2 separate regions of the Homo sapiens genome follow, and region 2 is linked to region 1. The links are chromatin contacts, found by Hi-C or POLR2A ChIA-PET in ENCODE. All regions are on one chromosome and are shown on one strand. Each heading gives the region's core, a stretch centred on a gene start or an enhancer-like site at or near the end of the contact. The rest is flanking DNA. Distances are from core to core; before and after follow the strand shown.

Region 1 (4,982 bases), core at 1,752-4,251:
GGAGGCCAAGGCAGGCGGATCACGAGATCAGGAGTTTGAAACCAGCCTGGCCAACATGGGGAAACCTCATCTCTACTAAAAATACAAAAATTAGCTGGGCATGGTGGCAGGTGCCTGTAATCCCAGCTACTCAGGAGGCTGAGGCAGGAGAATTGTTTGAACCTGGGAGGTTGGAGAGAGCCAAGATAACGCCATTGTCCTCCAGCCTGGGCGACAGGGTGAGACTCTGTCTCAAAAAAAAAGAAAAAAGAAAAAGTATTCTCTGGAGAAAATTAAAGTAAGAAGATTAAATTAGTGACAAACAAAACAAAACAAAAACAAAAAAATAACCTCTCTATAAAGAAAACCTTAGCCCTTTTGGCTCCACTGGTGAATTCTACCAAATATATATATATATTTTTTTTTTTTTTTTTTTTTTTTTTTTTTGCGACGGAGTCTGGCTCTCTCACCCAGGCTGGAGTGCAGCGGCGCGATCTTGGCTCACTGCAAGCTCTGCCTCCCAGGTTCAAGCAATTCTCCTGCCTCAGCCTCCCGAGTAGCAGGGACTACAGGCGCCCGCCACCCCACCACACCTGGCTAATTTTTTTTTCTTTTTTTTTAAGTAGAGACGGGGTTTCACCGTAGCAGCCAGGATGGTCTCTATCTCCTGACCTCGTGATCTGCCCATCTCGGCCTCCCAAAGTGCTGGGATTACAGGCGTGAGCCACTGTGCCCAGCCAACACTGAACACTATTAAACGTCATTTAAAGAAATTAAAAGGCTGGGTGCGGTTGCTCACACCTGTAATCCCAGCACTTTGGGAGGATGAGGCAGGCAGACACAAGGTCATGAGACTGAGACCAGCCTGGCCAATATGGTGAAACCCCATCTCTACTAAAAATACAAAAATTAGCTGGGTGTGGTGGCGCACGCCTGTAATCCTAGCTACTCAGGAGGCTGAGGCAGGAGAATTGCTTGAACCTGGAAGGCAGAGGTTGCGGTGAACTGAGACTGCGCCACTGCACTCCAGCCTGGGCGACAGAGCAAGACTCAAAAAAAAAAAAAGATGAATTTTATGGTATGTGAATTATATCTCAATCTTAAAAGTTTTTAAAAAGAGAATGAAAGAAGAGGAATTAGAGGCATGGCATGTAGACAGCATTCTGTGGGCGTCTTGCAGTAAAGATCTATGCCTTTCTTTTCTTTTCTTTTCTTTTTTTTTAATTGAGACAAGGTCTTGCTGTGTCACCCAGGCTAGAGTGCAGTGATATCATCATGGCCCGGACTCCCAGGCCCAACCCAAGGGATCCTCCCACTGTAGCCTCCCCAGTGGCTGGGACTACAGGCCCATGCCACCATGCCTGGCTGATTTTCCCTTAATTTTTTTGTTGTTGTTTTTAAAGAAATGAGGTGTCACTATGTTGCCCAGGCTGGTCTCCATCTCAAATAAATAAATAAAATACCACAGACTGAGTAATTTATAAATACTAAAAATGTATTCCTCACAGTTTTAGGGGCGGGGAAGTCCTAGGTCAAGGCCAGCAGATGTGGTGTCTGGGAGGGATTACACCCTCTTGCTGTGCCCTCACATAGAGGAAGGGGCCAAAAGGCCTAAAGAAAAGAACCCGCTGCCTCAAGCCCTTGTGTAAGAGCACTAATCCCGTCCGCCCTGCCCTGGTCACCTCCCAAAGGCCCTACCTCTTAATACCATCACTTTGCAACTTAAGTTCCAATATATGAATTTTGGATGGACACAAACATTCAAACCATAGCACACACAAAATAAGCTTAAATATTTTATTTTTTGAGACAGGGTCTTGTTTTGTCACCCAGGCTGGAGTGCAGTGGCCCCATCTCAGCTCACTGCAACCTCTGCCTCCTGGGCTCAAGCAATCCACTCACCATGGCCTCCCAAAGTGCTGGGACTACAGGCGTGAGCCACTGCACCTGGTCTTTTAAAATTTTTTTTTTTTTTTTGAGATGGAGTCTCCCTCTGTCGCCCAGGCTGGAGTGCAGTGGCGCGATCTCAGCTCACTGCAAGCTCTGCCTCCCAGGGTCATGCCATTCTCCTGCCTCAGCCTCCCGAGTAGCTGGGACCACAGGCACCCGCTACCACGCCTGGCTAATTTTTTGAATTTTTAGTAGAGACGGGGTTTCACGTGTTAGCCAGGATGGTCACAATCTCCTGACCTCGTGATCCGCCTGCCTTGGCCTCCCAAAGTGCTGGGATTACAGGCGTGAGGCTGAGGCAGGAGAAAGGTGTGAACCCGGGAGACGGAGCCTGCAGTGAGCCAAGATCGTGTCACTGCACTCCAGCCTGGGCGACACAGCGAGACTCTGTCTCAAAAAAAAAAAAAAAAAGAGTGACCACTGGTCGTCCTCACTGCTACACTCCCACCAGCACCATGAGAGTTTACAAATGCCATGGCAACATCAGGAAGTTACCCCTTATGGTCTAAAAAGGAGAGTCATGAATAATACACCCTTTGTTTATCATATAATAAAAATAAAACCATAAAAATGGTCACCCAGCAGCCCTCTGGCCCGCTCTATGGAGTGGCCATTCTTTTATTCCTCTAATTTCTTAATAAATTTGCTTTCGCTTTACTTTGTGGACTCGCCCTGAATTCTTTCTTGCGTGAGATCTAAGAACCCTCTCTTGGGATCTGGATCAGGACCCCTTTCTGGTAACCCCATGAACCACAGACTCACTCTCAGCCCTGGATCCCCATGCCTCTGCCACTGAGGCCTGAGGGACCACCTCTCCCGCCCCTGCCCTGAGCACTCTGGTGTCTCCGGCCAGCCCTTTCTCTCCAAGCCAGGCTCCTCCCACCCTCCCTGCCTTCTCCAGCCGTGTACCAGACACGAACCTGTGGAAGGAGAGCCCGCAGCTCCTGGGGCACCTGCATTCAGCCCAGCCCCTCCTCCCTGCCCCGTCCCTGGCCTCCCCCAGCCCCTGGCGGCTTCTTCTCTGCGGCCTCCTCCTAGTGGCTGGCTGAGCAAAGGACAGGAGGTACTTAGCCTTATCATCTGCCCTGCCCCTCCAGGACTGCAGGCGCCAAGCCCCCTGCACGCCCCTACTTCCCCGATGGGACCTCCCTGCTCCCAGCCAGTCAGCCTCCCAGGGAAGCTTAAGGCTGCTGCCTGGCTCCAGGGCGACGGCTGTTGGTGCTGGGGCCCAAGACGCAGGAGAGATTCAGACAGCACTTGGGGCCACACAAGACAGTGCCTGGGACGTGTGAAGCACCGCCCTCCCCTGGACGTGAGTCCACCCCAGGGCTTCAACGCCAGCCTGTGCCCACCTCACGCAGGCCTTTCTCCGCGGCTCAGGTGCTTCCTCCCCCCCACCGAAGCGCTGGTGCTAAGGTCACCGCCCTGCCCCACCGTCACTGTTCACTGATACCAGTCCTGGGCGCCCTCCTCGCAGCCCCTGCCCCACTCCACACCGGATCGACCACCAAGGCCTCTGCCTCCTACGCATCCCCAACGCCTTTTCCTTCCTTCCCGCGGACCTGCGGGGCGGGGGCGGGCCTGGCGTTTTTGAGCTGGACCCGAGCAGCCTCCCGGTGACTCCCCTGCTGTTGCCACCTCCTCATTCTCCACTCAAGAGACAAAGCGACCTCCCCGAATGCAAACCCGACCAGCCGCACTCCTTAAAATCCTTCGACGCTTCCCATTTCTCCCAGGGAAAAACTCCCCCACTCCTCCCCACCTGTGTCCGCGGCCCCTGCAGGACTGAGAGTCCGAGGTCTCCGCGCCGTCACCTCCCCCGACGCCCTTCCAGCTTCCCTGGGAGCCCGGGGCCATCCTCCGAGCCCACCCGCCCCCTCACCCCCGCAGACCCCCCTGCAGACCCTAGCAGTCCCCTGCGGCCCGTCTCGCCTTGCGGACGAAGCCGGGGCGCCCGAGGTCTCCGCCCTCTGAGCTTGCGTCCCCATCCCCAGGGGCCCCCAGCACAGTTCCTGGGGCAGGGCTGGAGCTCATCAGCCCCGGGACGGAAGGTTAGATTCCCAGGATCCACCGTGTCCAAGGGTTGCATTCCCACTCGAGCCCCGCCCCTCCGGCAGCCCCGCCCCCTCCGGCAGCCCCGCCCCCTCCGGCAGCCCCGCCCCTCCGGCAGCCCCGCCCCTCCGGCAACCCCGAAAAGCAGAGCGCGGCGGGAGCCATTGCGAAGTTTGCCGCCAGGGGGCGCGCGGGGAGCGGGGCGCAGGGCTGGCGGGGAGTGCGGAGCCGGGCGCGGGGAGAGGGCGGGACGGGTGCTCCTCCCGGATGCCCAGGGCGCCCAGCGCCGCGGGAAAGGCGCCTCCCCAGCAGGACGCCAGGCTCTGGGGCTAGCGCTCCTCGCCGCAGAGAGCTTGGGGCTGGCCACGGGTGGCCTGAGGATGACTTGGGACCGCCCCCCGCTCCAACGCCAGCTGTCGCAGTCTGCTCCGCTTCCCAGAAGGACCAGACCTTTCGCTTAGGGATTTCATTTTGGGAACTCCCTTTAAAGCGCTTCATTCATGCCGCAGTGCCTTGAGGGCGAGGATTGGCCACACCCTCCTAGGGACAGTGCTCACCCCGGCCTGAGCTTAAGAACAGGAGTTCCCCAGCCTCGTCAGACGCCCCACCTAGCCCTCCCAGCCCACCCCCCGCATATCCCCCTGCTCTGTGGTCTTGCACTGCCGCAGCGCTCCCACCACCGCCTTGCCCGTGTGCCCTCCAACCAGCGCCAGGGGTTGCGGTCAGAGCTCAAGCCCGATCTGGTCTCTCCGGGGATCAAACCTTCCTGCAGCTCCCATCGCACTCGGAGTGAACATCCAAGACCCCAGGAGAGCTCCATAAGGCCTCCACACCTTCCTCTCCCTCTGGCTCCCCTCCCTGCCGGTGCTCCGGGATCTCCTGCCACTTCGCTACGCCCCAGCACGCCCCAAGCCCCACATCAGGCTTCTGCTCCTGCCAGTCCCTCCGCCCCAGCCATTTCCTGCCTCTGCTCAAATATTCCCAGTCAGCGAGGCCATCTC
Region 2 (5,199 bases), core at 1,279-3,778, 590 kb before region 1:
CTGCCGGGGTCCTGCCGGAACCCAGGGTTCCGGTCCAGAAGCCAGGGATAAATGCCGCTTCTCCTATAGGGACAGTCAGAGTAGAGAGGGGGAGGCCTACAGTCTCACCTGCAGGGAGAGGAAGTCCTCGGGGCGGGCACGTGGGGGGCCTGACAGCTCCGAGCACACCCGGCCACAGTGACCACGGACTGCACACGCAGAAGCAGTCTGGATCCCACGCGTGGCTGTGCTGCCAGCAGACAGCACCCAACCTCCCATGCTCCTCATCACAGGAAAAGAGACCAGCAGCATCTCTGCCAGGCATGGTGGGGCCCCTCCGCCACAGCCTAGGAGTCCAGGCCACCCACCCTCACAGCACTGGAGTGCGTGGGTCAGTGAGGCCCTGGGACGGGCCTGCGGGCACAGGGGGACAGAGGGTTCGGGGAGGGCGGCGCAGCCCCACGAAGGGCTCCTCCCAAGCCTGTGTGGGGCCCAGGGGAGCTGCACCTCCGGGATGGGACAAGGCAGGGTCCTGGCTTTCATCAGCCACAGCACAGCTGCCACAGGGCACAAAAGGACGGCTGAGAGACGAGGTCCTCACCCACACCATGGGGAAACCGAGGCATGGGAAGGTTGGAGGGGGGGCAGCCAGGCTGGCGCCAAGATCACAGGCAGGCAGGCCTGAAGGCCGAGCAATGCAGCCACTAGGAAGGCATGAGTTGGGGTCGGGGTGTCCCCAGCCCTAGAGCCCAAAGCTGCCACCACTCCCCACCCCCAACATGGGTGGGGGCAGGGAGAGCTCTTCTTGGGACCAATCCCAAAACCATGCGCAGTGGGCCCGGCTGGAGCCCAGGCAGCAGGCATCCTCTCTGCCAGGGTGAGAAACTGGGCCCTCATGTCAGGCTGGAAGGGGGGTCTCCAGGTGGGGAGAAAGAACAGGAAGGAACAGGCCCCTCCCTCGAGGGACCCCGCACCCAGGCTGCTCCCTGAGCGTGGGGTGGGCTCAGCGCACCTGGGTCCACACAGGGACCTGGCAAAGCTGTATGAGGCTGTGGGAGGGGCTGCCGCTGGATGGGGTACAGGCCCACCGCCCCTCTGAGAGGACAGGGGAGGCCCAGAGCTGCTGATGCGGACTGACCGCCCATCTCACAGACGGGATGTAGGGGGCTCCCACCGTCCCCAAGGTCACAGGACTGGCCGGCCAGACCACACGGCGTCCAAGGCAGCAGAAGCCACGCTCGAGAGACACAGAGTGTTCTGGGCACTCGGGGTCAGGGGCATGGGGATCAAGCCAGAGCGGGAGTGACCCCAGCTCCCTCCAGCAGCGCAGGCTGCAGGTGGGAAAGGTAATGAGCACCTGCCCGAGAGGGTCACAGGCAGGGAGGGGTCTCAGAGTCCTGGGGAGGGAGGCGCTGATGGAATGATGGAATGCACACGACCCCCCACCTTCCTGTGAAAGACCCCACGGAGTCCCAGGCACACGAAGGAGGGCAAGGCTCAAAGCTGCAGGCCCGGGGGGCCCGAGCAACAGGAGGCTGGGCCCACGGAGGAAGCCCCTGCCCAGGAGGCCCTCCGGCCTCTCCCCAACCCTTGCAAAGCGCCTCCCGAATGGGCTGAGGTGAGCGAGAGGCAGGGAAAAGTTTGGGGGGACTTAGAGGCGTGCTCGGGATGCTCGCTCCCTGCTGAAGACCCCCTGAGGGATCCCTGCTGGGGGAAGCCCCGGGGCCAGGCTGCAGGAGGGCTCTAGGGAGGAACGTGGCCCCTCACCGGGGCTCCCCATCCCCAGAGGGGATGCACCGGAGTCCCAGCACAGGGCCGCGGGCCGGGGGAGACCCCACAGCCCCAAAACTCCTGCTCCCAGACCGGCAGCCGGCGCCTCCCAAGGCCACGTGCTCCCGCTGGGGGCTCCCGGCCCCGGACCCCCGGATGTCCCGCAGGCCCCGCGCCCCCCCGCCACCCCCGCGGCCGCCCCCTCGGCCCCAACAGGTGGGCCGCCCCCCACCCCCGGGCCGCCGAGCCCCGCCCGCCCCCGATGGGGCCGACCCGCGGGGCCATTTTGGGTTGGGGTGAGCACGGCGGGGGGCGGTTCGGGAAGGAGCCGGGGGCCGCGAGGGCGGGCGGGGGGCGCGGGGCCTGCGGGGCAGAGGGGCGGGGGAGGCGGCAGCGGCGGCGGGTGGGGGCTGCGGGCGGGTCGGGGCCGGGCATAAAGGCGGTGCGGCCTTACCTCCGACCCTGTACATGTTGGCGGCCATGTCCGGGCCGGCGGCGGCGGAGGGGCCCGGGGCGGGCGCGGCGCTCGGCGCGGGCGGCCGGGAAAATGGAGGCGCGATGGCGGGGGCGGGGGGCGCCGCAGGCGTTTAAAGGGGCCGCGCTGCTGCCGCCGCCGCCGCCGCCGCCGCCGCCGAGGCCGCCGAGGCCGCGCAGGGACGGGAGGGCCGCGGCGCGGGCGGGAGAGGAAGAGGAGGAGCGGCCGCGGGCGGCGGGGAGGGGCCTCGGGCGCCGCCGCCCACCGCACGGGCCGTTACCGACCCCGCGCCGCCCGCGGCCCGCGCGCCCCTTCCCGGACAGTTCCTCTCGGCGCCCCCGAGTCCTCCCCGCGCGCCGCTTCCCGGGTGGGCCCTTCCACCAGAACCCCCTGGTAGATCCTCCCCTGGTGCCCTGGGGGTAGAGGGGAGATCCTCCACAAGGGCCATTTCCCTGGTGATCCCTCCCTGTGCCCCACAGGTGAGTCCTGCCGTAGCTCTCCAGGGGTTCCTCCTGATGCTGGGGTCCTCCGGCATTCCTCCCTGAGCCCCCCAAGGGCCCTGAAGCTCAGCGGCCCAGCCCTGGCCTCGGGGTCCCCACCCCACACCTCCCTTCCAGGCCTAACCTTTGCCCCCGACACCAGGCAGGGCGTGTCCTTGGCCTTCGCCGCCCAGCCCGCGTGGCATCTCTGGACAGGTGGTCGTGCGCGCCTTGGTGTGGGCAGGCTCCGTAGCCGGCAAAGCCTCCCTGAACCGTGACCTGGTGAGAAGGCCGCAGAGGAGGTGCCTGTGCCCAGAGGCCACCTCCAAAGACCCCACCTGAGGCTGGAACCCAGCGCCTGCTGACCCCGCCAGCCCCAACAGGGCTGGAGTCCAGGAGCGGCCGTGCTCTTTCCGCAGTGAGGCAGCTGCCTTCTCTTCCCACCACCTGTCAGGATGCCTTCCCGTGTGTGCTTGTGCACAGGTCTAAGGAGAGGAGAGTCCAGTGAGTGACCCAGACGCCCCAGCCAGGAAGAGCATGAGGTGCGAAGGGGGCTTCCCAGATGGAGAGAAACAGATGGTCCCAGAGTGGCTTGGAGACAGGTGCAACATCAGTGTTGGGGGAGGTGAGCAAAAGGAGCTGTCTCGGGGTTCCAGGCTGCTGATGTGAGCAGCACCGTGGGTCTCTGTCCTGCCTGCTCAGATGCTGGAGGGAGCTGACATCTACTTGGGACATCCCTCTCTGTAGGACATGGAGCGGAGCGTTCAGGGCTATCAGGAGGGAGCCCCGTGGCCACGGTGCAAGATCTAGGCAGGCGGGACAGACATGGTCAGGATGCTGGGGACACAGCATGGGGAATCCAGCACACAGGACACCATCCAGGTGGGTAGGAAACAGCATGTGCTGGGAGGAAAGCCAGGTGGGGGTCCCAAGGAGAGCGGTGGCCACAATGTCATGGCTGCAGAGCAGACCAGTAAGGAAAGCCCCACCAGGGTTAGCACAGGGCCAGGAACCCGAGCTGCAGGGCGGTGCTGTCTCTGGGGAGAGAGGGCTATGGGTCCCAGGACACATCCTGCGGGCTGGGCTGCAGGGAACAGGAGCTGGCTTGCTGGTGATTGGGAGGGAAGAGCAGCCAGCCAGCGGCCAGGTGCAGGAGAGGGGCAATGACAGACAGGCAGCGTCTCTCCAGAAGGAAGGTGGGGCTGCTGGCCTCCCCTGTCCTACAGCCCCAGCCTACCTCTGTCTCCTCAGCAGGAAAGCAAAGCTGCAGCCTGAGATCTCCTTCCACCAACTCCTGGCATGGCCAGAAAGTTAGCCAGAAACACCAGAAAGTGCCAGGCAGCTAGGAAGCATGGGGAGAGCCCCCTGAAGCTGCGTGTGTAGTGCCTGCTTCCGCTGCCATCCCAGAAATGGACGAGCTTCACCCTGAGAACCCAGCCACACCACTGGGACACATCCTGACAGTGACATGCACACTCTTCCCTGGCCCCAGCCTGGAGAGGAGCCTCCTGAAGACACCAGCCTTTGCTCCTTCTCCCAGTGGGAGTGGAGAGAACTGACTGCTGGAGTGGAGACAGTCAAGGCTGTCCTTCTGAGGGAGCACAGCACAGGGTCTGGTGTCCCAGGGAGGCAATCTGAAATTCAAGCCAGGCCTCCCCAGCGGAGAGGACACACCCCTCACCATGCAGAGTGACGTTTAGTAAACTCTCAAAAGAGAGCACAGAGCCCCACTCCTCCAGCCGACCCATACTCTGCCTCCCCACTCCAGACCAGTGAACAAGGTGGATTGCCCTTAAGCCAGCTCAGAGGCAAAGTCCAAAGACCTCAGGTGAGTCAAACAATAAAAACAAAGAATTAAGAAGAATCCAGCTGGGTGCGGTGGCTCACGCCTGTAATCCCAGCACTTTGGGAGGCTGAGGCGGGAGGATCACGAGCAGGAGGTCGAGACCATCCTGGCTAACACGGTGAAACCCCGTCTCTACTAAAAATAGAAAAAATTAGCTGGGCGTGGTGGCGGGCGCCTGTAGTCCCAGCTACTCCGGAGGCTGAGGCAGAAGAATGGCGTGAACCCAGGAAGCGGAGCTTGCAGTGAGCCGAGATCATGCCACTGCACTCCAGCCTGGGCGACAGAGCGAGACTCCGTCTCCAAAAAAAAAAAAAAAAAAAAAATCCATCCACTCCATCCACTTAGTAGCAGAGCGAATAGACATTCAGGAAAGAGCTTTCACGTCAGAAAGCACTACAGAAGTAGTGGCATATCCCCGGAGGCTGAGGTGGGAGCATTGCTGAGAGGTGGCACGTGACCACATCCATGTCATTCAACAACAGAAAAACAAGTCATCGAGGGTGTGAGGGGCCGGTGAGAAACCCAGTATGGAAGAAAACACAACTGGGCTGAGCGTGGTGGCTCACGCCTGTAATCCCAGCACTTTGGGAGGCCAAGGCAGGAGGATCACCTGAGGTCAGGAGTTCGAGACCAGCCTGGTCAACATAGTG

What was found. A loop is a pair of places that touch in the nucleus more often than their neighbours do. ChIA-PET counts read pairs that join two places held with the same protein, here RNA polymerase II (POLR2A). Pooled maps may share reads with other maps.
Region 2: a loop to region 1 is called in a map with no recorded cell type, with 5 times the contacts of the local background. The contact joins the promoter of MTA1-DT here to the enhancer-like site in region 1. A Hi-C loop is called at or near these places in 1 of 168 maps with a recorded cell type or tissue (gastrocnemius medialis), 1 of 37 single-sample maps with no recorded cell type and 4 of 50 pooled maps. POLR2A ChIA-PET finds 5 or more read pairs at or near these places in 1 of 52 experiments (PC-9).

The regions. Positions count from the first base shown.
Region 1 is chr14:104,825,775-104,830,756 of GRCh38, reverse strand. No RefSeq gene overlaps it. Among named protein-coding and RNA genes, the nearest start is that of VESTAR, 7.1 kb to the right of the region's middle. RefSeq lists enhancers at 2,320-3,105, 3,106-3,891 and a silencer at 4,041-4,210. Within about 2 kb of position 3,001, at least 14 of the 41 ENCODE cell types and tissues checked have a DNase peak (open chromatin) inside an H3K27ac peak, as active enhancers do.
Region 2 is chr14:105,417,068-105,422,266 of GRCh38, reverse strand. MTA1-DT (MTA1 divergent transcript) reads left to right here and starts at 2,528. Exons shown (of 2, transcript NR_125385.1): 1 at 2,528-3,245; 2 at 3,958-4,686. MTA1 (metastasis associated 1) reads right to left here and starts at 2,440. Exons shown (of 21, transcript NM_004689.4): 1 at 2,204-2,440. The coding sequence starts at 2,231. RefSeq lists enhancers at 1-227, 228-895, 3,574-4,243 and silencers at 2,347-2,606, 2,697-2,746, 2,777-2,876.